Regions from separate parts of the Homo sapiens genome. Here region 2 is linked to region 1. Evidence: chromatin loops called from intact Hi-C (ENCODE). Cell type or tissue: CD14-positive monocyte. All regions are shown on one strand.

What was found. A loop is a pair of places that touch in the nucleus more often than their neighbours do. Peaks named below come from ENCODE experiments on the same cell type or tissue, not always from the same donor. Only the 100,000 strongest peaks of a DNase experiment are listed, where the experiment ranks them.
Region 2: a loop joins it to region 1, with 1.9 times the contacts of the local background. A loop is called at or near these places in 3 of 110 quality-filtered maps.

Annotation. Positions count from the first base shown.
Region 1 is chr4:26,215,000-26,222,999 of GRCh38, reverse strand. All of the region lies in intron 1 of LOC124900690 (a long non-coding RNA gene), which reads left to right. It also overlaps a transcript of RBPJ not described here. Among named protein-coding and RNA genes, the nearest start is that of RBPJ, 100 kb to the left of the region's middle. RefSeq lists an enhancer at 4,771-4,830. In CD14-positive monocyte, no CTCF peak of the experiment used is centred here; DNase peaks (open chromatin) are centred at 3,869 and 4,679; H3K4me3 peaks cover 2,107 bases; H3K27ac peaks cover 2,407 bases.
Region 2 is chr4:26,264,317-26,272,316 of GRCh38, reverse strand. All of the region lies in intron 1 of LOC124900690 (a long non-coding RNA gene), which reads left to right. It also overlaps a transcript of RBPJ not described here. Among named protein-coding and RNA genes, the nearest start is that of RBPJ, 53 kb to the left of the region's middle. In CD14-positive monocyte, no CTCF peak of the experiment used is centred here; a DNase peak (open chromatin) is centred at 3,836; H3K4me3 peaks cover 539 bases; H3K27ac peaks cover 2,160 bases.

The DNA.
Region 1 (8,000 bases):
GTATTTTTAGTAGAGACGGGGTTTCACTACGTTGGTCAGGCTGGTCTTGAACTTCTGACCTCGTGATCCGCCCGCCTCGGCCTCCCAAAGTGCTGGAATTACAGGCTTGAGCCACCACGCCTGGCCAATTAAAGTATAATTCTTACTCAATCTATTGAGGAAACATCAAAGGATTATATGTTTTATGCACTGTAAAACCGCTTACAAATGCTCCTCCTTTCCTCTGCCCCTTTTGTAGCCTCCATAATGATGGCAGCTTTACATTCATCCATTCATTTATTCATTCACTTGTTTGTTCATCTGTTCTTTTTCTTTCTTTCCTTTTGTTGATACATAATAGGTATATATATATATATATATATATATTTCAGAGTACATAATAGGTATATATATTTTCAGGGTACATATGATAATTTGATACATTTATATAATGTATAAAAATCAAATCAGGATAACTGGAAAACTCATCACCTTAAATATTTATCTTTTTTTTTTTTTTTTTTTTGAGATTGAGTTTCACTCTGTCGCCCAAGCTAGAGTGCAGTGGCGCCATCTTGGCTCACTTCAACCTCCACCTCCCAGGTTCAAGCCATTCTCCTGCCTCAGCCTCCTGAGTAGCTGGGATTATAGGCGGCCGCCACCACGCCCAACTAATTTTTTGTATTTTTAGTACAGACGGATTTTCACCATGTTGGCCAGGCTGGTCTCGAACTCCTGACCTCAGGTGATCCACATGCCTCGGCCTCCCAGAGTGCTGGGATTACAGGCATGAGCCACCGTGCCCGGCCTGAAATGTGCTTTTAAATACCCAACTACCTATCTAGAAGTGAACGATTTTGCTGCAAGGCAAGAACATTTCTGAGATTTTACAACATGTCCTGAGATAGGAGATAGGAGACACACTGGAGTGTCATCAAAACAAGGTTGCAGATCACACACTCTAGGGCCCCTCGTCAAAGTGGAGAGTGACACCCATAAACCGGAGGTGTCTCTAGAAATTGCTACCCATTAGCACCTCTCAGTTCGTCTCCTCACTCCTGCCCTCCCCCCATCCCTCTCACCGCCCTGCCAGTCTCTGGATTGAATTCGTTCAGCGCTGGGCCGCACATTGGGAGTGGGGACACAGCATTGCACTGGCATGAGTCACCGCACCCAGCCTTAAGTATTTATCTTTATGCGAGGAACATTTGAATTATTCTCGTCTAGCTATTTTGAAATGTACAACGGATTATTGTTAACTATGGTCATCCTACCGATCTATTGAACATACTCGTCTACTCAATCAGCAAACACTGAGAACCAACTGGGTGCTCTTTTTAGTATTCTACTCTTTGTAAGTATTGTTTCTTCCAAAATGCTCTCTTTCTCTCCTACTCTCACTTTTCAAATCTCAACATTCTGTCCAGACATCTAGCCCAAGGGTCTCGCCGTCTCTCTCATTCTATACCTATGCTGGTCTTTATTCTGAAGATCATATTCCAAAGATCATTATAGCCTTTCTGCACTCTTGAGTTATCTCTGTTGGTCCCTTAACAGGATTCCCCTGAACAAACAGTAGTCTAGAAATGGACCCAGCAAACTAGAATTCTTCCCCTTTAAGATCTATTTAAGGCCGGGCACGGTGGCTCCTGCCTGTAATCCCAGCACTTTGAGAGGCGGAGGCGGGTGGATCACGAGGTCAGGAGATGGAGACCATCCTGGCTAACACGGTGAAACCCCGTCTCTACTAAAAATACAAAAAATTAGCCGGGCGTGGTGGCGGGCGCCTGTAGTCCCAGCTACTTGGGAGGCTGAGGCAGGAGAATGGCGTGAACCCAGGAGGCGGAGGTTGCAGTGAGCCGAGATCGCGCCACCGCACTCCAGCCTGGGCGACGGAACGAGACTCCGTCTCAAACAAAACAAAACAAAAAACTATTTAAGAAGAAGGGGAAGATTGTGGATATTAATATTTTAATAATATTTGTCCTAGTTATACATTAATGAGTACGTATACACACAAAAATAAGAATCAGGGCAAACATATTCTGAGTTCCAAATGGATGATGCAATCAGTAGATGCTATAGGATTAAGGGCCAAAATATGTGTTTGGGCCCCAGATGAATTTCCTCATAGTGATCTCACCACTGCGGTGCAGTGAAATAAATCCTGGACCTCAGGCCAGGGGAGCGCAGCTCCTGGCTCTGTCCCTTAGCCCTGGGTGGGTCATCTGGAACAAACACCTTAACTCTTCGAGCCTCTGGTTCCTCATCTGTGGAGATAGGGATGATTATACTAGCAGTATTCCTATGAGAAGAGCTTGGAGGCTCTGTGACATAATGGACACTTAGCCCTTCAGAGCTCAGGGAATGATTGTTCAGTCTGAATCCTTCAGTTCTAAATTCTTTATGAGTGGGACCCAGGGAGAGGCAAGCGATGCTGTGACCGGAGTTCAAGACCTGTTTTGCAACAAAGTAACCGAAACCCACCAAACATATAAACTCTGTCCGGGCATGGATTTTTGTCCTTTTTGTTCACTAATATACCCCAAGTGCCTACAATGATGCCTGGCCCATTGTAGGAGCCCAGTAGGTATTTGGTAAATTAAACAAATTTTATGTTGCAGTATAAGATACATTTTGGTGCCTTTGAAACCTAGGTCTCAGACATTGCTAGGGAGAATGACTATTGCAATAGCTTTTTGAGGTGCAATCAGGCAGAAACTATCCAAGTTCAAAATGCACACATACATCTTTGCAGGTACAATATAAATTTCTATGCTCCAGGTAGTCAACTAAATATTACTACAGCTCATCTGCATATTAACTAGCCCTGCCTATTATAGTAGTAGCTATCATTTACTGAGCATGTACATAGTGTAAAGTAGTGGCTCAGAGCACAAACTCTGAAGAAGAGTCCCTTGCTTTAAACCCTGGCTCTGGCTGGGCAGGGTGGCTCACGCCTGTAATCCCAGCACTTCGGGAGGCCAAGGCGGGCTGATCACGAGGTCACCAGATAGAGACCATCCTGGCTAACATAGTGAAACCCCGTCTCTACTAAAAATACAAAAAAAAAAAAAATTAGTTGGGCGTGGTGGTGGGTGCCTGTGGTCCCAGCTACTTGGGAGGCTGAGGCAGGAGAATGGCATGAACCCGGCAGGTGGAGCTTGCAGTGAGCCGAGATTGTGCCACTGCACTCCAGCCTGCGTGACAGAGTGAGACTCCGTCTCAAAAAAAAACAACAACAACAACAAAAAAAACCTGACTCTGCCATATACCAGTTAATGTGACTTGGATTTAGTCATTTTAACCTGTTTCTTTGTCTGCAAAATATGGATGATATCAGCACCCACCTACCTCAGGGGTTTTTAACAGTATTAAAGGGGTTCAGATATGGAAATGCTTATGACAGCCTTTGCTACACAAAGAGTTCACGTTCACTTTTTATTCATAGGGACTTCGGATGCTCGACTCAGTTCTTGTATAGCTGAAGCTTAGAGAAGTTAAATAATGAAGGTTAGAAGCAGCTAGTCAGCTACAGAACTGGAACTTGAACTCTTATCCCTCTACCCCAGTGCCTGGAGGCTTAACCATCCCATTCCTCAGTGACAGGAGATAGCACCAACATATTTTCCTTGATTCACAAAGTATTTCTGTCCTGATCCATGTTTTCCAAGTATTCCGCCCTGATCCTTGTCACAATCACCATGCTTGAGGTTAAGAAAACAACAAACATCATCATCCCCAGGTAACCTTGCCACCCCCAATAAGACTCGTGGCTGGTAGGCTGGTGGGCAGAGCTTCCTCTGGTGACATAACGAAGGGTCCAGAACTGGTTCTCCCTCCATCTGACCCCAAACCTGAATTTCCACCATAAAACAATCCTGCCCTTATTTCCCTTTGACTCATTTTTTTTCTTCTAAATTTACTTCCTCTTACGGTATTGCTTCCCTTTTTGAAAAATGCTTGTAATTCTTTTTGGGACAAGGTGGGTTATAAATACACTCATTAGCTTCCATGCTGGGGACTAGGGGCTGGATAGCCCTGAAGAGGCTCAGGCTGGGGCCTCCACCCTAGGTCTGTGTCTCTTGCAGGAGCTCTGGAGAGAAGGCCTGGTACTGAGAGGCAGGGTAATCAATTTCTCCTCAGTGCTGAGGCCTGTTTCTCGTTAGGGCCCTGGCTCCACGTGGCTCTGTGCCCTCCCTGCCCCACCCCCATACATGCTATTCCAGGCTCTGAGCACCCAGCCACGGCTTATTTTCCTGCCATGATGAGGGTTAAACAGCGAGTGGTTATTGAATGCCTGCTGTGTGCAGAGACCAGGCTGGGGACCACAGTGGCGAGGCCGAGGGGGTATGGCAGGAGAAAAGAAAGGCCCAGCCCTTGGGGATTTGCACGCCTGGCACAGACAGCAACAGCGACAGCCACAGCCACAACAGTAATAACAACAGTGTGGCAAGAGGACCAACTAGGAACCAGTAGAATGGCAGGCTCCAGAGCTGTGACCCTGTCTGACCCATGAGTACGTCCTGGTAGGAATGTTCACACTTTAGTGCTTTGGGGATTAGGTACCCTTCGGGGGGTAGAGGGGATGGGATGTGAGCAGGACCATGCATTTTGCTCCTCAGTGCCCATCAGGGTGTCTCCTGGGGAGTTTCCTCAGGCGGCCACGGTTCTGGAATGGACTTTCACTTCTGTCTTTATAGTCATCTGCTCGGTTCTCTTGGTTACATCACTGAGAATCTGTCTCTGATTATTTCCCCATCAACAACAGAGAGTCTGTGTTTGCACGTACCCACCGGCGACAGCTGGGTGGATAACGGCACCCTGATTGCCTTCGCATAGGGTCTCCCAACCCAGATCCTCACATGAACAAAGACAAAACTGTGGCCCTGGGTTTGCTCAAGGTCACACAATGAGAAACAATGTGAAGTGGGACTTGGATCTTCTTGTTCCCTGTGCGGGGCTCGTGGAAAATCAACATTGCTCCTAGCAAGACGGTCCTGCTGCATTTTAATAAGGTGGAAATGCCCCGGTCTGTTTTGTTTTTCCTCTCTCTTTCCAAAACCTTTGAGCGCAGAGCTTCTTATCCACGAGTGTTTACTGAACACGTCTATGTCTCTGGCACTTGCGAAGCCCTGTAGGAGCTACAGAGATCTAAAGACCTGTTTCGCAGGGACTGTCCAAACCCAGGTCTGACTCTGAAGACAGCCCCAGCTACATAGCAGGTTGGATCTTGGGAGGGAATTTAGAAGTTTTTTTGTCATAGTGGAAGGAATTGGATAAAAATTCCAAATACTCGGTTTGCATTTTTGTTGTTTTTTTCCAACTGGGCAGCATTTCCACCCACTTTGGGTTTTATATTGAGTGCAAACAGCGCTGCCAAGAGGCAATGTTCTACCTTCAAATCAGGAGGCCGCTTCACAGTTCTGAACCCTGGGGTAGCTGCTTCTCATGACCTTCCAAGTTGCTGGGCATTCAGATTCTAGAAACGTAATTGGGCTTTCGGGGTCTGCTTGCATCCTCCTGGCTAAAATAGCTCAGGCCATAAAAATACCAGAATGAGAATACTTGCAGCAACCTCACATCCACATATTCCAAGCAGAGGCCATTAAAACCTCCACATGACACTGGTGCTGCTCTTCAATGCCACAGGAGCACACAGCTGAATGGAAAAGGAAGGGGCATTTTCAGGGTGAGTTCAGCACCCATCAGTATAAGCTTTCATTTATCCTCCTAAAAAATCATCTTGCAGCCTTTCAGAATAATTGATAAAGTTTGAGTCCCTTTTGACATGGTTTTACCAGGCCACATTAAGGCATGGTCTTTACATATTGCCTTTGTCAATGTGAGTAATTAAATCTCTGGTTGGGAGAGACAAGGTTCAGTAACATTTGGTGGTTCTGACCTACCCATTCCACTCTACCTCTGCCAGCCATCTAGTCCAAACCACCTCCATGTTTTGCCTAGAATCTCAAAGAGCACCTTATCTGACTTGTCTACCCTCAGTTTTCCCCTTTCACATCCATTCTCCACAAAGCACATGTGTAATTTTTTTCAAAGACACACCTGGTCATGATCCTCCTTGACTGATTGACTAAGACAGTGTCTTACTCTGTTGCCCAGGCTGGAGTGCAGTGGTGCAGTCATGGCTCACTGTAGCCTCAACTTCCTGGGCTCAGGCAATTCTCTCACCTCAGCCTGCCAAGTAGCCGGGACTGCAGGTGTGCACCACCACACCCAGCTAATTTTTGTATTTATTTTGTAGAGATGGGGTTTTGCCATGTTGCCTAGGTTGCTCGCAAACTCCCAGGCTTAAGTGATCCACCCAGACCTCAGCCTCAGCCTCCCAAAATGCTGGGATTACAAGCATGAGCCACTATGCTCGCCCTCAATCCTCCCCTATTTAAAACCCTCTAGGAGCTCCCCACTGTCTCCAAGTCCAAACATCACCCCAGAGCTTAGGAAGCCCTCAGTGACCTGGCCCAACCCCACCCCTCTGGCTTCACCTTGCCCCATTTCTAGCTTGGTGGAAATCCTCGGATGTTCCATGCTTTCTCTTCAAGGTTTTCAAACCTGCCAGCATCTCTGGAAGCTTTCCCTCTGTCCTTCACTGTGCTTATTCACATTTACCCTTTGGGTCTCAGTTACTATTCCATGAGAAGAGGGAGCAAATCTCTCATTCATTACTTGTAGTGGGTGGAATGGTGGCCCCCTTCCCAAATGATATGTTCTTCTAGTCCCTGGGAATGTGACCTTATTTGCAAAAAGAGTCTTTGCAGGAGTAATTAACTTAAAGATATCCTGATAAAGTCATCTTAGATTATCCAGGTGAGCCTTAAAACCAAGAGAAAGGCAGAGGGAGATTTGAGACACAGAGCAGAAGGCCATGTGATGGTGGCTGCAGAGATTAAAGCCTTGCAGCCATGAGCCAAAAAGCACATGGAGCCACTAGAAGCTAAGAGGCAAGGAACTGAATTTCCCCCGGGGTCTTTGGCGATAGGGAGGGTGGCCCTGATGACACCGTGATTTCAGACTTCTGGTCTCCAGAACTCTGACAGAGTAAATTTCTGTTGTTTTAAGCCACTCAGCTGGTGATAATTTGTTACATCAGCCCTAGAAAGCCAATGCAGTGCCATGCCCCTCACCCCCAATGTGCTGCCCGGCACTGAACAAATTCAATCCAGAGACTGGCAAGGAGGTGAGAGGGATGCGGGAGGCGGGAGTGGGGAGATGAACTGAGAGGTGCTGAAGGTTAGCCATTTCTAGAGGCACCTCCAATTTATGGGTGTCGCTCTCTGCTTTGAGGAGGGTCCCTAGCGTGAGAGTGTGTGATCTGCCACCCTGTTTTCGTGACACTCCAGTGTTTCTCCTATTATCTCAGGACGTGTTGTGAAATCTCAGAAATATTCTTGCGGCAAAATCGTTCACTTCTAGATAGGTAGTTGTGAATTTAAAAAGCACATTTCAGTCGTTTAGCAAATATAGCTTAGCATCTGTAAGAGTCCTTCAAACTTTATATGAGTTGATTTTCTCCCTGAAATTTGTTCCTTTTCCAGTTGTTTTTGTCCCTCTTTGATGTAGTCGTCCCCTTCCCTCCCTCCCTTCCTTCCTTCCCCCCCCTTCCTTCCTCTCTCCCTCCCTCCCTTCTTCCTTCCTTCCTTCCTTCTTTTTTTCTTTCTTTCTCTCTCTCTTTTTCTTTCTTTCTTTCTCTTTTCTCTCTCTTTTTCTCTTTCTTTCTCTCTCTTTTTCCTCCCTCCCTTCCTTTCTTTCTTACTTTCTTTCTTTCTCTCTTTTCTCTCTTTTTCTCTTTCTTTCTCTCTCTTTTTCCTTCCTTCCTTCCTTCCTCCTTCCCTATCCTCCTTCTCTCCCTCCCTCCATCCTTCCTTCCTTGTTTCTCTTTCCTTTCTTTCTTTTTCTTTCTTTCTCTTTCTGTCTTTTTTCTCTCTTTTTCTCTTTCTTTCTCTCTCTCTTCCCTCCCTCCCTCTTTCTTTTCTTTCTTTCTTTCTCTCCTTCCTTCCTTC
Region 2 (8,000 bases), 49 kb before region 1:
GGGCTTATGGGTGTGAGCCACAATGCCCGGCCTGTAGTGAGTTTTAGAAAATAAAAATGACGTCTTCATTTTTTCTTTCTTGCAAATATCTCAGTTTTATCTAGAAGATCTTTTTCTTTCCTGCATATATCTAGGTTTTATCTAGACCTTTGACTTCTGTCAAAGGTGTGAAATTTAAACCTTTGGAATTTTATCCAAAGCATTTTTGCCCTAAAAGCTTTTTTCCCTATTGATTCTTATACCTAATATTCCCAACCCAGTCCTGGTTAAGGCTGCCCTAGTCAGGAGACATTTTTAAGAGACAAAGCAAGTGACCCAAGGCACTGGCCCTACAGAAATCTGGAAGCTGGTACAAGCATGTATGCACCCATGTGCCTATATACCTGTGCCCACTGTGCACATGTTCAAGCACGCACGTGTCTCTGTATGTGGTTGCTCACACGTGTGCATGCACGTGTGTGTGTGGCAGTGACACTGTGCAGAATGAATGAAAGGACATCATAGTTTGTATGTTGAAGACTCATGGGTCTTTCAAAGTTGATAAATCTGGCTTTCACATAGAAGGCGAGGTCTTAGATGAAGATAAAGGAATTCAGGAAATATCATCCCCAAAATGACACTTTGGTATGCTGATTACTTTGAACTGAGGACACCTGGGACATAGCATATGCAGGCAGAGGCTTTCTCAGAACTCCCTATCTGCCTACTGATGGATCCTCTAAAAAGAACTCAGTTGTCATGAATCCCCTCCTGGGGAATTTCATCAAGCAGAGAAGATTAACTGGGATCACAGGAGAGGAGACTGGAGTTCGACACCATAGCCAGACAGACTTTGCCACAGGCTGTCACCTATTCTTCTGAGGTCCTGTTCATCTTTCCCCCAAATCAATCTCTCCTGAGTTACCTACATCTCCCCTCCCCTCTCCTTTATGAAGAGGGAATATAAGACTCTAGATCCACCAGGTTTTGAGGTACAGTAGTCCCCTCCTTATCTATGGGTGATAAGTCTCAAGCCCTCCAGTGGATGCCTGAAATCAAAGATGGCACCAAACCTTATAGTCTGATGTTTCCTATACATGCATACCTATGATAAAGTTTAATTTATAAATTAGGCTGGGCAAGGTGGCATGCATCTGTAGTTCCAGCTACTTGGGAGGCTGGGCCAGGAGGAGAGCTTGAGCCTGGGAGTTTGAGACCAGCCTGGGAAACATAGTGAGACCCCATCTCTAAAGCAAATTTAAAAAATAAATTAGGCACAGAAAGAGATTTAACAATAATTAATAACAAAATAGAATAATTAGAATAATATACTGTATAAAAGTTGTATGAATATGGTTTTTTTCTCCTCAAAATGTCTTATTGTACTGTACTCACCTATTTTCGAACCATGGTTGACCGTGGGTGACTGAGACAGAGGAAAGCAAAACTGTGGATAAGGGTGGGGGGGAGGCGGATTTTATTCATGTTTCTTTCATGTGACACCCCTGTGCATGTAATAAATTTGTATATCTTGTCTCTTGTCAAGCTGTCTACTGTCAGTTTACATCATAGACTCAATTATCAAACCTTCAGAGGGTAGAGGGAAAGTTCTCCCTCCCCTTCCAAAAAACCCTCCATGCTAACTGGACCTGGGTAGATCAAGGGGGATGAAGTACACCTAGGAAGGACTACATGGATGGTTTTCAAGCTCTAGTGCCTGCGATACTTAATAAAAACTTTTGGAGGTTCCCAACCCCAAAGATTCTGAGTCAGTTGTCCAGGGTGGAGACAGGAGTTGGCATTGTAACCAGTGTACTACCGATTTCTCCTTCCTTCCTTCCTTCCTTCCTCCCTCCTTTCATCTTTCTTTCCTTTTCTTTTCTTTCTTTCTTTCTTTCTTCTTTCTTTCTTTCTTTCTTTCTTTCTTTCTTTCTTTCTTTCTTTCTTTCTTTCTTTCTTTCTTTCTTTCTTTCTTTCTTTCTCTTGCTCTCTCCCTCCCTCCCCTCCCCTCTCCTCCCCTCCCCTCCTCCCCTCCCCTTCCCTTCCCTTTCCTTTCCGACAAAATCTTGCTCTGTTGCCCAGGCTGGAGAGCAGTGGTACGATTTCTTGGCTCACTGCAACCTCTGCCTCCCTGGTCAAGCGATTCTCTTGCCTCAGCCTCCCAAGTAGCTGGAATTACAGGTGACTGCCACCACACCTGGGTAAGCTTTGTATTGTTAGTAGAGGTGAGGTTTTGCCATGTTGCCCGGACTGGTCTTGAACTCCTTACCTCAGGTGATCCGCCTGCCTCAGCCTCCCAAAGTGCTGAGATTACAGGTCTGAGCCGCCGTGCCTGGCCCCATACCAGCAATTTCCCATGGCGAGGAACACCAGTTTACCCTATAAGCCAGATTCTTCCACAATGTTTCATTAACTCTTTCCTAAGTGTGTTGCTTTTTACTGAGGCCTGGGTCCTTTCTAAAAATAAATGCTAGTTTGGCCTCAAAGTAATTTGGGTTGCCAGTTTTGACTCTTTTCTCTGTCATTCTACCCCTCTCCCTCCCCCTTCACTCCCTTCCCTCAAATTATTCTGCCCATACCCGCTCACCGCTTCCTCCTTTTCCTTAGTTTTAGTTCAAGAAGCCATTTAATGAGCTTCCACTAAAGCTTAAAGGGCTGAGGCTGTAAGAATGAATTGAGACAGAGTCCCTGTCTTTGAGCAGGTGAAGTCCGGTGGGGGAGGCAGGTAGATAAAACAGATCATTTCAGCAGGGAGAGCCACACATTAAAATAACCAAGGTGACGCCTGGCGAGGTGGCTCACACCTTTAATCCCAGCACTTTGGGAGGCCGAGGCTGGCCGATCATTTGAGGTCAGGAGATCGAGACCAGCCTGGCCAACATGGTGAAACCCTGTCTCTACTAAAAATACAAAAATTAGTTGGGCATGGTGGTGCATGCCTGTAATATCAGCTACTCGGGAGGCTGAGGCAGGAGAATCACTTGAACCCAGGAGGCAGAGGTTGCAGTGAGCCTAGATCCCGCCACTGTATTCTAGCCTGGACGATGGAGCGAGACCCTGTGTCAAAAAAATAAATAAATAAATAAATAAATAAATAATAAAAAATAAATTAAATAAATAAATAAATAAAATAAAATAATAGCCAAGGAGAGGGCCTGGGCAGCAGCTGCCTGAATGAGTGATGGGCTCAGAGGGAAGGGAATTGGAGAAAGTGCTTTCAACAGCACTGTTTTCCAGCTAGCTGAAGTGGGGCTCAGTGACCAATCTCAGTTCCAATCCCCACCAAACTAAAGCACATGCATTTGCCAGTTGCCAGTGTATCAGGAGAACAGCCAAAGAAGCCGAATATTAGAGAAAAAGAGCAAAATTAATTCAAAGTGTTCATTATGAAATCATAGAGTATTCCAAATATCCAGGGAGTAAACATACATTTATCAAGTTAACATATGAAATTTGTTCTAACAGATTTTCTAAATTTAGATTTTTGTTTTGCCTAATTTCATAGAAAGGGCATCACTCAGTGAATGATGAAGTGGACTTGGGGGATGAATATTCACCTGAACCCCTTCCTCCCGCCTCTGCTGCAGCTGCCCCTCCCCCCTCAGCCAGGCTTGACCTTAGACAAGGCAGTTTCTATTTTTTAGTTTCCAAGTTGTGAGAGAGGAAAAAAAAAAAGGTTTGCTTCCAGCTGTTTGACAATGATGCTGAGAAGATTTATGCACACATTCTGGTGAAATCACCTGAGTTGGCTGAAGGAGCAAATAATGCGTGTGCTTTTATTGAAGAGAAAAGGGAAGCAGAAGATGCACATTTCATTTCACTGTACTCCTGGCTGGCTAATTAGAAAGCAGGTTCATTAAGGGTTGGGCCTGAAGAAAAAGCCCAAAGCCTGAAAAGAGACCAAAGAGAATGACATCATTTCCCCTGTATCTTCCCTAAGGGCATCCTGGTATTGGAGAGAAGGACTCAGGCCCCAGAAATGAAGCAAAAACAGCCCAATTTCCAATACTGATTACTTTGGACCAGAACCGTACACAGAAAAAGAGGACACTTGGTTTTTGTTGTTTGTTTTTTGTTTTTTTTGAAAAAAAATAAAGGAATGAGGCAAACAAAGAACATGGTTTTCTGACTTGGTTGAATATAAAGCAAAGAGGGAAGTTTAAGCTAAATCGTAACATGGGGTGTCCTTTTTCTTCTTCCCTTCATATAGAAATCAAAACAACTTACAGATCCTACACGACTAATTGTTAGGAAATTTAGATTTGCTAAAATTTTTGAAATAGAAGTATTGGTTTAAAAGCTTATACCTTAAAAAAAATCATTTTTATTTTTATAGTAATACTAGATGTAATTGGGCAGATAAATTAAGTTGGAATATCTTTTTTTTTATGACTTCGGCACATAGCTGTTACTCTTATATTGAAATTGTGGGTCGGGTGCCGTGGCTCACGCCTGTAATCCCAACACTTTGGGAGGCTGAGGTGGGCGGATCACCTGAGGTCAGGAGTTCAAGACTAGCCTGGCTAACATGGTGAAACCCCATCTCTACTACAAATACAAAAATTAGCCAGGTGTGGTGGTGCGTGCCTGTAGTCCCAGCTACTCAAGAGGTTGGGGCAGGAGAATTGCTTGAACCTGGGAGGTGGAGGGTGCAGTGAGCCGAGATCGTGCCACTGTACTCCAGCCTGGGTGACAGAGACTCCATCTCAAAAAATAAATAAATAAATAAATTTAAAAATTACATATATATGTATATATGTGTATTTATACACATATATACACACAAATTGTGAAGTTTCCTGCCAGGTGAATACCTCGTTAAATTCATTTCTTTGCCTCCAGCAATAAGATACACTTAAAAATCTATTGTTTTTGCTCTGGTGATGAGAGAATCCTGACTGTTATATGTGACTACAAGTTGCTTTTCTCTTTCAGTTAGTCAAATATACTCAGAGGAACCCAGGAATGATCCTTGGGCAGCATCCATGGCAAATTCCTAAATTGGGAGTCTGTTATTCTGGCTGCTGAATTGCATTTACTCTGGGAGGCTGGACTGTAGTCAAGCCTTGTCCCATCTCCAAGCCCCACCCCCTCCAGACTCTAAGACTCTGGAGCACACACAAGGAAATATGACTTGGAGAAAATCAAGTCCTCTCATATTTTACAGCTTGAATTTTGAAATCCATCAAACTCAACTGAGCCCCAGGAAGAAGAGGCGAAGTCAATACTGGGCTTCTGTGTAACCCCATCTTCTTCTTTACCTTGAAATAAAGAGGAGACAACTTATCAATCATCTGCATCTCTAGAAAGTGCAAGCTTTTAGGCTATCTGTGTTTTGGAAGTTAATGTTATAGAAGAGAAGAAAAGAACCTCTATAGAGCTTTTGCAATAAGGTGACAAGAGACTCAGATTATGGAAGTAAATTTGGAAAGCCTTTTTCATAACTAACACTAATAACTTTTAACACAATTTTGCCTGGGAATTGTGGTGTTTCTAGCACTGAGGTTTTCTTAGCAGATGCCACCAGTAATATCTGCTCTTGAACCCAGCTCTCTCCTAAATGTCATTTATCTATCCATCCATCCACCTAATGGGGCTCAGGACATGCTACCCCCAAATATGGCGCCTTAACATTTGAGAAAACAGCAGGAAGATCACTCACCCTCACCCCTACTCCCCACCTTTCTTTTCTAAAGCACGTCATAAAAACCAAGGAGGAATTTTTCTTTCTCCTGAAGCAGGTCATAACACCCCCATGTAAGAAGTGCCCTCCCTATACCCAGTGGAAAGAACATCCTTATCTTATAAGACAAAAGGCCACAGAGAAGAATCTGAACAAATAGGCCTTGCTAAGTTTCCCCTAGTTTATTACCATTGGATTATACCCTTTGTGCAATCCTATTTCTCCATAACAGTCTACTTATTCATCAAACCTAGCATGTATTAATAAATACACAAGTTTAACCATTTCTTCAGGTCTTCATTTCCTTATGAAGATGCCCGTGTCATGTAAAATATAAATTAAGTAAGCCTGTGTGCTTTTTTCTTATTAATCTGTCCTTTGGATGAGTGAGGAAAATATTTTTTTTCTCCCCTACACATCCAACAAGCCTCTTTTCCAGGATGTAGACTATGTGCTAACCAGTGTTTAGAGCACTGCAGGGAATAGGATGTGGCAGGACAGTCTGCCAGGGAAAAAGAACCTGATACTGTTGGGGCACAGAGAAAGATACCCCAAAGTATGGAATTTAAGGGAAATTGGAAGGCTTTAGAAACTGCCTTGGAACCAAGATCCTTTTTTTTTTTGAGATACAGTCTTGCTCTGTTGCTCAGAGCTGGAGTGAAGTAGTGCGATCGTGAAGCAACCTCTGCCTCCCAGTTTTAGGCAGTTCTCTGCCTCAGCCTCCTGAGTAGCTGGGACTACAGGCATGTGCCACCAGGCCCGGCTAATTTTTGTATTTTTAGTAGAGAAGGGGTTTCACCATGTTGGCCAGGCTGGTCTTGAACTCCTGACCTCGTGATCCACCCACCTCAGCCTCCCAAAGTGCTGGGATTATAAGCGTGAGCCACCGTGCCTGGCCAGAACTTTTTAACTTTCTTTCTTTTGTTTCCTTCCCATCCAGTACAGAGAAGGGCTCTCTCTAGCAGTTCCCTTATCTGATTGAGGAAAACTTCCAAAAGAAATTGAATTGTGTTAAGACTCTCTCCTTAGGAATCTCATCAAATAATCGGGAATGATTAACTACCAGAGATGAAAGGAAATAGAAGTCATCACCATGCCCACATAGACTTTTCATCTATTCTTTTTTTTTTTTCTTTTTTTGAGACTGTCTCACTCTATGGCCCAGGCTGGAGTGCAGTAGCCACTGAAATCTCTTCCTCCTGGGTTCAGGCAATTCTCATGCCTCAGCCTCCCGAGTAGCTGGGATTACAGATGCCCACTACCACGCCTGGCTAATTTTTGTATTTTTAGTAAAGACAGGGTTTCATCATGTTGGTCAGGCTGGTCTCGATCTCCTGACCTCAAATGATCGGCCGGCCTCAGCCTCCCAAAGTGCTGGGATTGTAGGCATGAGCCACCAAGCCCAGCCTCATCCGCTCTTTAGAGGGCAGCTCGGAAAAATTATCTAAGAGACTTTATATGCATGGTAAGACAACCTTTGTTCACAGTGTAGTTCCACCCCTCACCTTCTAGTAACTTTTCCCATTCAGTTTCCAAAGAAAATTATTGACAAACTATTGTCTGCTCTTTGGGCTCATTCAATTCACCTGAAAATAATTTATTACCCCTCAAAATTGCCTATACCCCTATTTTTCTCTTCCCTATGAATAGGGTATAAATACTTCAACCATCTGTCCTTTCTTTGAGTCTCATATTTGCAGGACTCCTGTGTGATGTGCACATTAATAAATGTGTATGCCTTTTCTCCTATTAATCTGTCTATTGTCAGTTTGTTTAGGAGACTTGAACCTTCAAAAGGAGAAGGAAATTTTCTTTGCCTCTACAATAACTTAAGGCAAACCATAAAATGCCTGCTACGGTAGGCAGAGGGTTATGGGAGCACAGTGCAGGGGCACCAACGTCATCTTGAGGGGCCAAGAAAGTGACAACTAAGCTGAGACTCAAAGCAATGAGCAGTTAGCCAGGTCAAGGGCATGGTGCTTTTGGGACGAGTGCCAGTGTTTCAGTGTGGCTAGATGGGGAAGAGAGGAAGACAGCAAGTGTGTGTGAGTGTATGTGCCTATATGGTGAGAAGTAAGGCTGGAAAGATGAACAGGAGGGAATTACATGGCAAGATAAGAAATTGTGAGGGCAACAAAGGACCATTGAAGAATTTGAAAGAAACTCCATTTTAAAGAAAATGGAAGGATCAAATGGACAGTTTACGAAGATCACTATGGCTACAATATGTAGGAGGCAAAGAAGAGAGATAGGGAGGTTAGTCAGAAGGCTGTCATAGTGCTCCAGACTACATATGCTGAATTAAAAAGTATTCATTGATTAATGAATTAATAAGTAT